2 separate regions of the Homo sapiens genome follow, and region 1 is linked to region 2. A link is a contact called in ENCODE Hi-C data. All regions are on one chromosome and are shown on one strand. The core of a region is the stretch at or near the end of the contact, and the rest is flanking DNA. Distances in the headings are between cores, read along the strand shown.

Region 1 (6,429 bases), core at 3,920-6,419, 2.6 Mb after region 2:
AAAAAAGTTGTAAAAGCTTCAAATGCATGTTATATTTGAGATGATTATACCATTTCCTGACATCAGATACTAAATTGATTTATGCACACTCTTCCTTGTTTTGCATTTTGTAGAGAATTTTATTTTTTATTTTTTATTTTTTGAGAGGGAGTCTGGCTCTGTCGCCCAGGCTGGAGTCCAGTGGCATGATCTTGGCTCACTGCAACCTCCGCCTCCCGGGTTCAAGCAATTCTCCTGACTCAGCCTCCTGAGTAGCTGGGACTACAGGTACCTGCTGACACACCTGGCTACTTTTTTGTGTTTTTAGTAGAGATGGGGTTTCACCATGTTAGCCTCGATGGTCTCAATCTCCTGACCTCGTGATCCGCCTGCCTCGGCCTCCCAAAGTGCTGGGATTACAGGTGTCAGCCACCGTGCCCAGCCGAGACTTTAATGTGACAACATAAAGGAATATTTGGTAAAATATAAATGATCTACAACTGAACTCTAAATTTTTATAATTGTTACTTACATATTTACTTTTCAAACTACCTCCAAAATCAGAAGAAAGTACTACTTTTAATATTTTTATCTGATTAGAAGACTCTATGTCTTGGAAGAATGGAAAATCGTATCATTTCTTATTCTTTCAACATTCATGGCCAGGTGTGGTGGCTCATGCCTGTAATCCCAGCACTTTGGGAGGCTAAGGCAGGCAGATCGCTTGAGCTCAGGAGTTTCAGACCAGCCTGGGCAACATGGAGAAACCCTGTCTCTACTAAAAATACAAAAATGAGCCACACGTGATGGTGCACGCTTGTGGTCCCAGCTACTTGGGAGGCTGAGGTGGGATGATTGCTTGAGCCCGGGAGGTCGGGGCTGCAGTAAGCCAAGATCATGCCATGGCACTCCAGCCTGGGCAACAGAGCAAGACCCTGTCTCAAAACAAAAAACAAACCATTCACATAGCTCACAAGAGCCCATAGTTCTTCCTCATTTGTTCCACAGCTAAAACTCTTTGGAAGACACATTTCAAACTTATGGAAAAGCAGGAATCCATTTGGTTGTTTAGTTTTAGAAAGTGCTGAGCAAGCAGAATAATTCCTTTAGTAGAGTGATGGTCTTGGAACTAATTTAGCTTTGGTGACTAGGATTCACGATCTGCACTATCCAATACAAAGCCATTAGCCACATGTGGCTGCTATGTTTGTGAAATGTAACTACTTTGAATTAAGACGTGTAAAACACACGAGATTTTGAAAGCTAGTACCAAAGACTGTTAAGCATTACATTAAAAATTTTTATGTTGATAATATCTTAAAATGAGTATTTGAGGGAAATAAATATATGTGAATTATTAAAGTATGATAATAAACTATAGTCAATTATTATAATCAAATAACATTTTGGTTATACTGGGTTAAATAAGACATTATTAAATTCCTAAATTTTATTAAATTGTCATCAAATTGAAAAAATAAATTTCAAGGCCAGGCACAGTGGCTCACGCCTGTAATGCTAGCACTTTGGGAGGCCAAGGTGGGTGGATCACCTGAGGTTAGGAGTTTGAGACCATTCTGGTCCAACATAGTGAAACCCTGTCTCTACTAAAAACACGAAAATTAGCTGGGCATGGTGGCAGGCACCTGTAATCCCAGCTACTTGGGAGGCTGAGGCAGGAGAATCGCTTGAACCTGGGAGGTGGAGGTTGCAGTGAACCGAGATCGCACCACTGCACTCCAGCCTGGGCAACAGAGCGAGACTCCGTCTCAAAATAAATAAATAAATACATAAATAAATTTCATCTGTTTCTTCTTACGTTTTAAAATGATGTTTCTAGAAAATAAAAACTAGGCCGGGCGTGGTGGCTCACGCCTGTAATCCCAGCACTTTGGGAGGCCGAGGCAGGCGGATCACGAGGTCAGGAGATCAAGACCATCCTGGCTAACACGGTGAAACCCCGTCTCTACTGAAAATACAAAAAAATTAGCCGGGCGTGGTGGTGGGCACCTGTAATCCCAGCTACTTGGGAGGCTGAGGCAGGAGAATGGCGTGAACCCGGGAGGCGGAGCTTGCAGTGAGCAGAGATCGCGCCACTGCACTCCAGCCTGGGCGAAAGAGCGAGACTCTGTCTCAAAAAAAAAAAATAAAATAAAAAATAAAAACTTATGCTCTTGGCTTACATTGTTTCTATTGGATGCTGCTCTACACCAAACGTCATTTCCCTTTCTGAAACTCTATCACTGTTTTTGTTAAAGTGAACTGCACCCATTCATCAGCTCTCTTAGGAAAAGTGGAGGGTTGGCTGTTTTTCAGAGTAATTCATGAAGTAATTAAGAAATAACTCATTCTTTTTTTTTTTGAGACAAGGTCTTTCTGTCACCCAGGCTGGAGTGCAGAGGCCAGATCACAGTCCAGAGCAACCTCTGCCTTCTACACCCACCCCTTCCTGAGGTTCAAGGGATCCTCCCACTTCAGCCTCCCAAGTAGCCTAAGTAGCTGGGACTACAGGCACGCAGCACCAAGCCCGGCTAATTTATATATTTTTTTGTAGAGAAAGCCTATTGCCATGTTGCCCAGGCTGGTCTCAATCCCCTGGGCGTAAACAATCCTCCCGCCTCAGGCTCCCAAAATGCTAGGATTATAGGCTTGAGCCACTGCATCCAGCCATAGTCATTCTTTACTTGAGAGATGCAGACAATCTTAGGTAGGCCTGCTCATTTATAGAGAGCCCTATTTCCTTCTTTTATTACTAGAATTTCCTTCTCATTAGGTAGGAAACCTTGCTTACCTCTGTGGTTGGTATGGGAATTCCTGGGCCTGGCATCCAGATGAGGTCTTCTCTCCTCCATGTCTGAGTCACCTGAATTCCTTCACGTTACTTTCTGTTATCTGGAAAACTGCACATGTTGAGTTATCAGTGTCCTCGAAACATAGCATCTAGCAGCAAAAACCCAAACACCATCAAGCCAGTCCTTCTGCCTTTGTTAACATTTTAATGATTTGTTAACTAAGGGTTAAATACAGATTTTAATCTAGAGCACAAGTGCTCGACTCTGCAAATGCCCAATTATGATATAAAATATTAAATTCACAATTTAGCTGATTTCAAGAGATAGAATTCCCCTTTCTTTTACCCTGGCACTTTCTTGGGGTAGAGGGAATGTCATCAATTCCCATTCAAAACTGCTGTTTGGTTTATGCCTTTAGCCAAGTTACTTAATCAGTTGCTAGGTTTCATTTTCCTTTCCTAAGAAGCAGACAATATTGTTGCCAGGACAAAAAGGAGTACATTTTTGTTAATCCAAAACCATGTGCTCACCACCTTATCTGGCATTTACATATCTGCCACTTATATAGTACCCAATAGCTTGCAGTACCCTACAGTTTATAAATAATTAGTGAGCAGTTATCCCCTTAGCCTACTCTTTGGAATGGAGCCAAATGATTAAGCTCTCTGCTCTACTGAATCAAGAGAAAGAAATTACATGTTTCAATAACCAGGAGGTTTGGCAACTACGAGGTGCTGTTTCCTCAGGACCAGCTAGAAATCTGATATTCTTTCTTCCTCCTCATTCTTCTACCTTGGTGATTTTTGACACTGGTCCTGTAAGAGGAAGAGGAAGCCCCTTTAAGGGAGCTTCTCAACCCAACTCATACACATGGTGTGGGCTGGGGCTAAGGAAAGAGTGGGTGACTCAGAGTCCTCAGCAAAGGGATTTTTGAGACTGTCTTCACTGAGTTCTAAAATATTCATAATTGGAAACTGTGACTACATTTGGCATTATATGAGGGGCAGCTTTTTTCCTCATCTGAAAAAGGAGTCTCTTTTCTTCCCCCTGGGAATATCTCTGGTGAGTCCCCTCCCTCATCTTATCAAACCCAGCCCTCCTGGCGCAGGCTCAGTATTTAGAGTTTGTTTGTTTATTTTCAATTCTCCGAGGGGAAAATTCCTTCTTCCCCTTGTTGAAAAATGCTAAAATAGAAACTCCAGAAAATTTAAAAGAAACGGAAGAAAAGAAAAAAAGATGTTAAAAAAAAGGCAAGGGAAGGAAGGGAGGAGTAGACATGAACAGGAAATGCTGGGATCGAAAACAGACTGAAGTGTTTTTTTTTGGTGGGGGGAATCAAGGCCTAAAGGGCACGAAGAAGAAAATCAGTGATGATCAAGCTGGCCTGGAGTCAGAATGAGAGGGGCTAGTCATCACCAGAGTGGGACGCAGGAGGCTGAGGTCGGAGGCAGAGCTGGGTTTGGGGGAAGTCTCCAGGGTCCTGGGGAATCCCTGACCCAGGGAGCCCACGGTCCCTAATGGAAATGTTATGGGGTCAGGGAGCGCCAAGGCTGTGAGGTGGCGGGGTTATGGGGGCCTTGGGGAGAGGGTGGTAGCGAGCACCAGGGGGTGCTTGCTGAGGACGGAGGCGGCGGGGTGGGGGCAGGGAGCAGGCTGAAGGGGGTGCCGAGGTGCTCTGTAGAAGAGGGGGATTGATAAGGTGACAGGAGGTGAGGCCGGAGGAATGAGGGGGGTGCGAGTGGCAGAAGGGAGGGCACAGACAGGGGTAGGGGCAGAGGAGATCGAAGTGCTGAGGGCAGAAGCGGTGACGGTGTCGGGGGTGCTGGGGAGAGCGACGGGCCAGCTGAGGGGATGGGGACACTAAAGAGAGTACAGGGGAGCCGAAGGGGCGACGGGGCGCTGAGATGGGCCAGGGGCTGAGTGGGTGACGGGGCGCTGAGTAGGCGATGGAGGTCTGGGGTCTGAGGGGGAGACGGGGCGCTGAGAGGCGCTCTGAGTGGGTGCTGATGCCGCTGGGGGCCAAAGAGGTGACAAGGCTCTGAGTGGGTGATGGGGGTCTGGGGATTGAGGGGGCGACGGGGCGCTGAGGGGCCAGGGGCTCTGAGCGGGTGACGGGTGCGTTGGGGGCTTGAGAGGGTGACAGGTCTTACGGGCAGAGGCAGTGGCGGGTCGGCGCGGGCGCCGGGGTTCGCGGCGAGGCAAGGAAGAATCAGGGGCAGGGGCAGTTGCGGGGCCACTCACCCGGCTCCGGCGCGTCCTTTCACTGCCGCCGGCGAGTGCTGGGGCTTCGGCCCAGGCAGGTCGGTGGCCCCGCCCGGCGCCGCGCACTTTCGGTTTCCGTTCCCCGCAGACCCTGGGCGGAGCCGGGCGGGCGGCCCAGAGGAGGAGAAGGAGGAGGCGGGGGCCCAGGGTGGAGAGCACGAGGGCCTGGCCCAGGCACGGCCGGCGCCTCCGCCCTCGAGGAGGGCGTCACCTCAGCTCCCCCCGGCGGCGGAGCCGGCGGGCTCAGGCGGGCGCGGCTGAGGGGAGCGGACCGCGGGGGGCGGGAGATGACTGCGCCCAAGGCCTTTGCGGGCCTCAGCCGGCCCCAGAGGAAGGGGAACCCGTCGAGCGGTTTGGTGCGTGTGAAGCGCGACATGGCGAGGAAGCGGACAAGCCCGGGTGGCCCGGCGTGTAGAGGGAAGGGGGCGGGGCTAGACGCGGCCTGGACAACTACTAGAGCGCCTCGGGCTGTGCTGCTCGAGACTACATTTCCCAGAGCGACGCGCGCGGAGCGGGCGGGAAAGAGAGCGTTTCGGGTCCAGTGCGCAGGTGCGAAAGCCATCTTTGGTTATATAAGGGAGGTTCAGGAAGCCATTCGTTCTTTCGCGTCTGCGGTGCCCGGAGTGTGGTACTTCTCCTAGTTGCAGTCAGGCTTCATACGCTATTGTCCTGCCCGTAAGTTCCCGTTTTGTGTGTGGTGAGTGGAAACTCCATGTTCTTCGTTGGAGACCTCTGGTCCTCCCTTCCCTTCTTTGTGCCGTCGTCTCTGCGGCCAGCCCTAATCTCCTTCTCGTGGCTTCTCCGTCTCTGACCCCAAATAGGCCTTAAGGGCGTGGGAGAAATGAGTTTCTGGAGCTGGAAAAGCCACTGCCTTCTGCACGGGCCTGAGAAGCCCTTGGCTGGTGTAAATGATGACTTCACTTTTTTCCCCATCAGATCGACAATGCTGACGTCTTATATTTTGCCAGTTAGTTCTGATACATCGGCCTCAAAAGGCCCGGCCTTGTTCGTTTCTGACCGTGGGAAGATGGCGGTTAACGCCCTTTATTTGTTGGTTCACAGGTTAGAGCAGCCAGCGGGTACAGAATGGATTTTGGAAGAGGGAGTCACCACTGGACCTCCAAGGAAGCCACGTGCAGACATCTACAACCTTCGATCTCCTGACGAGTAAGTCTTTGTCTCCTATGGGTCTACTGTAGAAAACACGTGCTTTGAGAAGCTTTAGTTTTCTAGGAAAACGTGGGATTTAACAAAGCACTTTCTATCGAGCATTTATTAGGTATTTAAAAAAGTGTTCTGACGGCCGGGCGCTGTGGCTGACGCCTGTAACCCCAGCACTTGGGGAGGCCAAGGCAGATGGGTCACCTGAGGTCAAGATTTGGAGACCAGCCTGGCC
Region 2 (6,873 bases), core at 583-3,082:
GTTCGAGACCCCCATCTCTACTAAAAATACAAAAATTAGCCAGGTGTGGTGGCTCACGCCTGTAGTCCCAGCTACTCGGGAGGCTGAGGCAGGAGAATAGCTTGAACTCAGGGAGCGTAAGTTGCAGTGAGCTGAGATTGTGCCACTGCACCACTCCAGCCTGGGTGACAAAGTGAGACACTGTCTCAAAAAACAAAAACAAAGAGCAAGGCACAGCCCAGTCAGAGCAGTTTCTACTGATGAGGACACAAACAGGAGGCCAAGCAGTGTGCTAGCTTCGAGGTTCATCTTCGTAGTCAGAGAGGACAGGGTTCAAATCCCAGCTGCTTTTCTTATTAGTTGTCTAATCTAATCTTAAAATTACATTAACTTCTCTAAGCCTCAGTTTCTGCTACTATACAAGGAACAATAGCTCCAATAAACTCAATGAATCTTTACTGAAAGTCAACCAGGCTCAGTATACTTTTCTAGAAACTGAGAGATGTTATCAATGGGGATACAGCAATAAACAAGCCAGCTATAATACAATCTCTGCTTAACGAAACAGATCATGAGGCTGAAAACAGAAATATGAATACACAAATAACTTCATGAAATCTTAAGTCTCTGAAAGGGCAGCAATGTGTCCGCTTGTTGGCTACTGAATATCCCCCACCCAGATCTCCCAGCACTTAACAATGTCCTGGTACCCACTGGTACCTAAAAAATACTGATAAAAGAAAGGCAAGAAGCGTAAAAGTAAAAAGCCAGGGCTTCTGAGTCAGAGGCATAAGGAGCTGAGGGCCTGGACCGGCCACTTAGTAACCGTGTAACCTTGGGCAAGTTACTTCTCTCTGAGTGTCACTTTCTCATCTGAGGACAAAGTTTATGGTGCTGGCGCACAATGATGTTTAATGAAAAAATAGGCAATTTAATGAAATCCAACATTTATTGGGCACTATGTGCCAGGCACACATTTGAACATAATACGTGACACACATACCTCCTCTAATGGTCACAACATCCCTATGACATGGATACTGCTACTATGTCTCCCATTTTACAGGTGAGAAAACCGAGGCTGAGAGGCTAAATAACTTGTTGAAAGGCTACACAAGCAGCAGAGTTAGTATTTCAACCCAGGGAGCCTGGCTCCAGTGGGGCAAGTACTTGTCATTACATGTTTCTTAAAACTAATAAATGGAAAGATAATGATCGAAAATTGAAACGAGTCAAATGGGGAAACCAAGGCTCAGGGAAGTTAAACATGTTCAACATTGAGCAATAATGACAGATCCCAGATTTGAACCAGGCAGAACGGCCTCAGGACAAAAGCTTGACGCTGCATGGCCACGTGGTTTCTTAAGACTTAACGAATGAAAAAAGGGATGAAAGAATAACATTTCCGAAAGGCCGGACACCGCAGAAGGCACAGAAGGAGAAACTGAGGGAAATCCAGCTTCGGAGCGCAGGGGAGTCCCTCACCCGCCCAGGCCCCAGAGCCTCGGGGCCGCCCACGCCGGGATCCCGGCCCACCTTACCAGCGCGGCGACAGCGGAGGAGCGCCCGGGCCTCCTGCACCGTCCGCCGTCTGCCAAGCCGCGCCTCCAGCGCCGGGTGCCGGTAGCCCTTGGGGAAGCGGTGCTTGATCACCGCCGCGCGGCCCTGGAAGCGGCCACGGAACACGCGCGCCTCGGCACCCTGCTTCACCAGCTCCAGGCCGCTCAAGAAGCGGCTGCTCCGCTCCCGGGCTGCGGCCAGAGCCTCAGCCTCCGGGGCGGGCTCCTCGCCATCGGCCGGCGTAGTAGCTCTGGCCGCCGCCATGACTGCTCGGCGCAACAGCTCCAACCGATCAGCTGTCTCTGAAAACTGTCGCGATGCTTCGGCTCGCTTCGGAAATCCTGGGACTTCTTCGGCAATCCTGGGACTTCTTCGGCTACCCGAATGCGTCCACCCCGGACACTTCCGGCCTGTAAGTGGTTACGCCTCCCAACTTTTCGGCTCTCTGAAGCCTGAGGTTCCCTGCAGGAAGGGCTCTTGTGGCCCCGCCTTCCGCCTCTTCGGCTATCTCCGTACACGTTCGGCAACGCTCAGTAAGTGGCTCTTCCCGACTCCTTGGCTCTCCGGAAATCTTCGGTGACTCTCGCAGCCGGCTTTGGGGGCCCACCTCTCAGTTGGTCGTCTCTTTCCGGAAAACTTCGGCGCCTCTCGAGAAAAACGTCGGACGCGCTTTGCTCTCTTCAGAAGTCTCTTCCGGGACAGCTGTACCCTCTAGTAGTCTCTTTTTGGAACTCCTCTTCCCCTGACTCCTACATTCCCCCCAAAATGTGCTCATACAAGTCAGAGTCGGAAGGGTCAGACAATGAACCATGTTTCCGACATCCTCTTAAGTGCTAGGATAACTACCATTTAGTGCATTCAGAAGAAATAAGGTTAAATGATGAAAATCCTTACAGAAAAGAAAATTGAGACTCAGAGCTGGCAGAGGGGGTGGTAAGATGGGGTGGGGAGTGGGGGCTGGGGAATCCGGGAAAGTCTTCCGGAGACAGAACCTAAACTGAATTGGGAATAATTAAACTTTTTCAGTTTCTACCTGTTTCATTACAAAGCTTATAATAACACAGGCTGTAGCAAATTCTTACAATACGGAACTTTGCACACGCACACATAAATAAATAAACTACCTATCCCCCTTGTGACACTGCTGGCCGTTAGTTTCTTTCCAGAATTTTCTTTCATTCAGTGTGCACACTCACACATCGTTGTGGCGTTTTTTCCAACATAAATGACATCATACTGTGGGTTCTTTGGCAACTTGCTTTTCATTTTCCTAAACAATTTATCTCAGACTATATTCCATATCAATACATACAGAGCTACCACGTCCTTCTACCTGGTCAGGCAGTTTCTTGTTGCTAAACAGTTGTTTCCAGTTTGTTGTTTCTCAGGAAAACACTTTACTTACTATTGCCAGTTTATTATAAAAGATAGTATAAAAGATAAAAATGAACAGCCAGATGAAGACGTACATAAGGAAAAGTAAAAATTGTACGTGTTTATCGTAAGTAACATGTTTTGAAATATGTATACATTGTGGAATGGCTAAATCCAGCTAGTTAACGTTACCTAACATACTGATCATTTCGGGGGTGAGGACACTTAAAATCTATTATCTTAGCATTTTTCAAGAATACAACCCATTGTTATTATCTATAGTCACCATGTCGTGCAATAGATTTCATGAATGTTTCCTCCTATCTAACTGAAATTTTGTATCCTTTGACCAACTTCTCAAAATCCTCCCTATCTCCCTCCCCCTACCCCACCGCCTGGTAACCACCATTCTACTCTGCTTGCATGAGTTCAACTTTTCTTACCTTCCTCATATAAGTGAGATCATGGGATATTTGTCTTTCTGTGCCTAGCTTATTTCATTTAACACAATATCCTCCTGTTCCATCCATGTTGCTGTAAATGACAGCATTCCATTCTTTTTAAAGGCTGAATAGTATCCCATTGTGTATATAAATGTACCATATTTTTATCCATTCATTTAGTGATGGACACTCAGATTGAGAATTGTGAATGATGCTGCAATTAACATGGGACTGCAGACATCTCTTCAATATACTGATTTTGTTTCCTTTGGATATGTACCCAGTAGTAGGGTTGCTGGATCATAAGGTAGTTCTATTTTTATTTTTTTTGAAGAACCTCCATACTGTTGTCCATAATGTCTGTACTAATTTACATTCCTATCAACAGGGTGCAACGGTTCCCTTTTCTCCACATCCTTGCCAACACTTATTATCTTTCTTATGTTTTAAAATAGCGATTCTAACAGGTCAGAGGTGATATCTCATTGTGGGTTTAATTTGCATTTCGCTGATGATTAGTGATGTTGAGCATTTTTTTTTAATATACCCGTTGTCCATTTTTATGTCTTCTTTTGAGAAAGATTTCTTTGGATCTTTTGCCTACTTTTAATTCAGGTTTTGTCCTTTCTTACTATTGGATTGTATTCCTTATATATTTGGATATTAACCCCTCATCAGATGTATGGTTTGCAAAAATTTTCTCCCATTCTGTAGTTTGTCTTTTCACTCTTTTTTTTTCTTTTTTCTTGACTGTGCAGAAACGTTTTAGTTTGATGCAATTCCATTTGTCTATTTTCACTTTTGCTGCCTGTGTTTTGAGAGTCCTACACAAAAAATCGTTGCTCAGGCCAATGCCATGACATTTTGTCCCTGTTTTCTTATAAGAGTTTTATAGTTTTGGCTCTTACATTTAAGTCTAATCCATTTTGAGTTGATTTTTGCATATGATGTAAGATAAGAGTCTAAATTCTTTCACATGAATATCCAGTTGTCCCAACACCATTTATAGAAAAGACTGTCCTTTCTCCATTACGCGTTCTTGGCATGTTTGATGAAACTCAATTGACTATAGTGCGTGGATTTATTTCTGGGCTCTCTATTCTGTTCCATTGGTCTATGTGCCTGTTTTTATGCCAGTGACATGCTGTTTTGATTACAATAACTTTGTAGTATATTTTGAAGTCAGGCAATATGATGCCTCCAGCTTTGTTCTTTTTGCTCAAGATTGCTTTGACTATATGGAGTCTATTATGATTCTATATAAATTTTAGAATTTTTTATTTCTACAAAAATGTCATTGGAATATTGATAAGAATTACATGGAATCTGTAGGACATTTTAACAATGTTACTTCTCCAGTTTTGTTTCATTTTTTTTTGTTTTGTTGTCTCTTATAAACAGTGCTGCAGTGAGCAGGCTTATCCAGCCATCTTTGCACACATGAATGTTTCTGAGGACATCTTTCTACAGGTGATATTGCTGGGTTGTAGGTGACAAGCACTTTGAAACTCGACTCCTCAGCCAAACTACCCTCCCAAAGTTTTGTGCCTATTTATGCTTCAGTCAAATTCATGTCTCATTTTCCCATATCTTCATCTTCATTGAGATTCTCAGGTGCTGGAACGCTCAGTCAGGGGGTGGAGAGGGAGGGTGCTCAGGTTCCAGGCAGTGAGAACAGACACAGGGTAGGATTGGGTTGGACAAGGACCAGCAGCTCCACATGGCTGCTGGCAGGTTGGCACTGGGGACAGGCTGGGAGCTGAAAGAACAAGGACAGTGGCCTGGTCCCAAAGGATTTCTCTTGCTGGAGGAGAGGTGCTGTGAGCCTGGGGTGACTACACCAAGCATGGCCCTTTGGGGCCTTGACCTCTGGCTGCAAAATATGCAGCTGAGCTCTGGGTAGAACAGCCAAGCAGTAAAGGGGAGGGAGGGGTCTACTTTTTAGCCCTTTCTGAGCCTGAAAGAGAACCTATGGCCTCTTCTTCACTTCCCACCCACCAGCACCAGATGCCCATTCAGTGATTTATTCACCAATTAATTTAATAAATATTTATTGAGTGACTACTATAGGCCAGGTACTGTGCTAGGCCCTGGGGACAGAGCTGTAAACAAAATAGAGAATAATTATTACTGCCCTCATGGAGTTTACATTCTAGTGGGTGGAAACCAGCAATAAACAAATAAGGAAAATGTGTCATTGACAGGGGCTAGCAGGAGATAAATCCAGCAGGAAGGGGGATGGGAAGGATGACGTGCATCTGGGCTTGCCAGGGACAGCCCCAGTTTTTGCCTGTTGCCCTGGCATAACTATTATTAGTGCCCCCGCCTTTTTTTTGAGAAGGAGTCTCACTCTGTTGCCCAGGCTGGAGTGCAGTGGCATGATCTTGGCTCACTGCAACCTCAACCTCCCAGGTTCAAGTGATTCTCAGGCCTCAGCCTCCTGAGTAGCTGGGACTATAGGTGTATGCCACCATGCCCAACTAATTTTTTTGTATTTTTAGTAGAGATGGGGTTTCACCGTGTTGGATAGGCTGGTCTCAAACTCCTGACCTCAAGTGATCCACCTGCCTCGGCCTCCCAAAGTGCTGGGATTACAGGCGTGAGCCACTGCGCCCAGGCTAGTGTCCCCTTTTTACTCTCAAAAGCATTCTAGTTTGGATGATACAATATATGGTTACCCTATGTGTAGTAGAGTGGGGGTGGGAGGGAGTGATGCAATTTTATTTTATTTTATTTTTTATTTTTATTTTTATTGAGACAGGGTCTTGCTTTGTTGCCCAGGCTGCAGTGCAGTGATGCAACCTGCTGGGGCTCAAGCAATCAATCCTCCTACCTTAGCCTTCTGAGTAGCTGGGACCACAAGCATGTGCCACCACCCCCAGCCAATTGTTACCATTTTTTGTAGAGATGGGGTCTCCCTATGTAGTGCAGGCTGGTTACGAACTCCTGGCCTCAAGTGATCCTGTTGCCTCGGCCTCCCTCCCAAACTTCTGGGATTACACATCTGAGCTACCATGCCGGGCCTAATTTTAAATAAAGTGGTTGAGAAGGTGTCAACGAAAAGGTGACATTTGAACCCTGTGAATGGATTCCTGGGGGAAGATCTTTCCAGACAGGAGAGGCCCCAGAGAGGAAGTGTGCTTGACATGTTTGAGTAAGAGTGAGTTATTTAACCTCTCTGTGCTTTAGTTTCCTCATCTGTAAAAGAAGATTGTAGATAATATTCATCTTGTAGGGTTTTTGTGATGATTAAATGTGTAACAAGGTAAAACACATAGAACCGTGCTGGGCACATGATATGCACTTCGAAATGGAAGCTATTATTATTATGGAGTGTTTAGTATGATGACAATTAAAACTGGACCCCCAGTATCCAACCACTGCTCCTTGTGGGGGAAGGGGCTTCCCATTGTGTGGTGTCTCGGGGAACACAGAAACCACCTCCCACTACAGAAGCCTCTCCTTTGCCCCATCCTTGTGTGGCTTGCAACAAGAACCCTGACTTGTACCACCACTG

The links. A loop is a pair of places that touch in the nucleus more often than their neighbours do. Pooled maps may share reads with other maps.
Region 1: a loop to region 2 is called in a map of B cell, with 26 times the contacts of the local background. The contact joins the promoter of ZFAS1 here to the promoter of TP53RK in region 2. A Hi-C loop is called at or near these places in 1 of 168 maps with a recorded cell type or tissue (B cell), 1 of 37 single-sample maps with no recorded cell type and 8 of 50 pooled maps.

Annotation. Positions count from the first base shown.
Region 1 is chr20:49,273,009-49,279,437 of GRCh38, forward strand. It overlaps ZFAS1 (ZNFX1 antisense RNA 1), which reads left to right and starts at 5,170. Exons shown (of 4, transcript NR_036658.2): 1 at 5,170-5,708; 2 at 6,096-6,200. ZNFX1 (zinc finger NFX1-type containing 1) reads right to left here and starts at 5,049. Exons shown (of 14, transcript NM_021035.3): 1 at 5,013-5,049; 2 at 2,771-2,879. The coding sequence starts at 2,831. It overlaps SNORD12C (small nucleolar RNA, C/D box 12C), which reads left to right and starts at 5,937; the gene lies at 5,937-6,015. RefSeq lists enhancers at 4,224-4,283, 4,625-5,125, 5,126-5,626, 5,384-5,678, 5,554-5,753 and silencers at 4,824-5,053, 5,104-5,463.
Region 2 is chr20:46,687,612-46,694,484 of GRCh38, forward strand. TP53RK (TP53 regulating kinase) reads right to left here and starts at 1,833. Exons shown (of 2, transcript NM_033550.4): 1 at 1,521-1,833. The coding sequence starts at 1,803. It overlaps TP53RK-DT (TP53RK divergent transcript), which reads left to right and starts at 1,688. Exons shown (of 1, transcript NR_186399.1): 1 at 1,688-2,678. RefSeq lists a silencer at 1,412-1,461 and an enhancer at 1,692-2,281.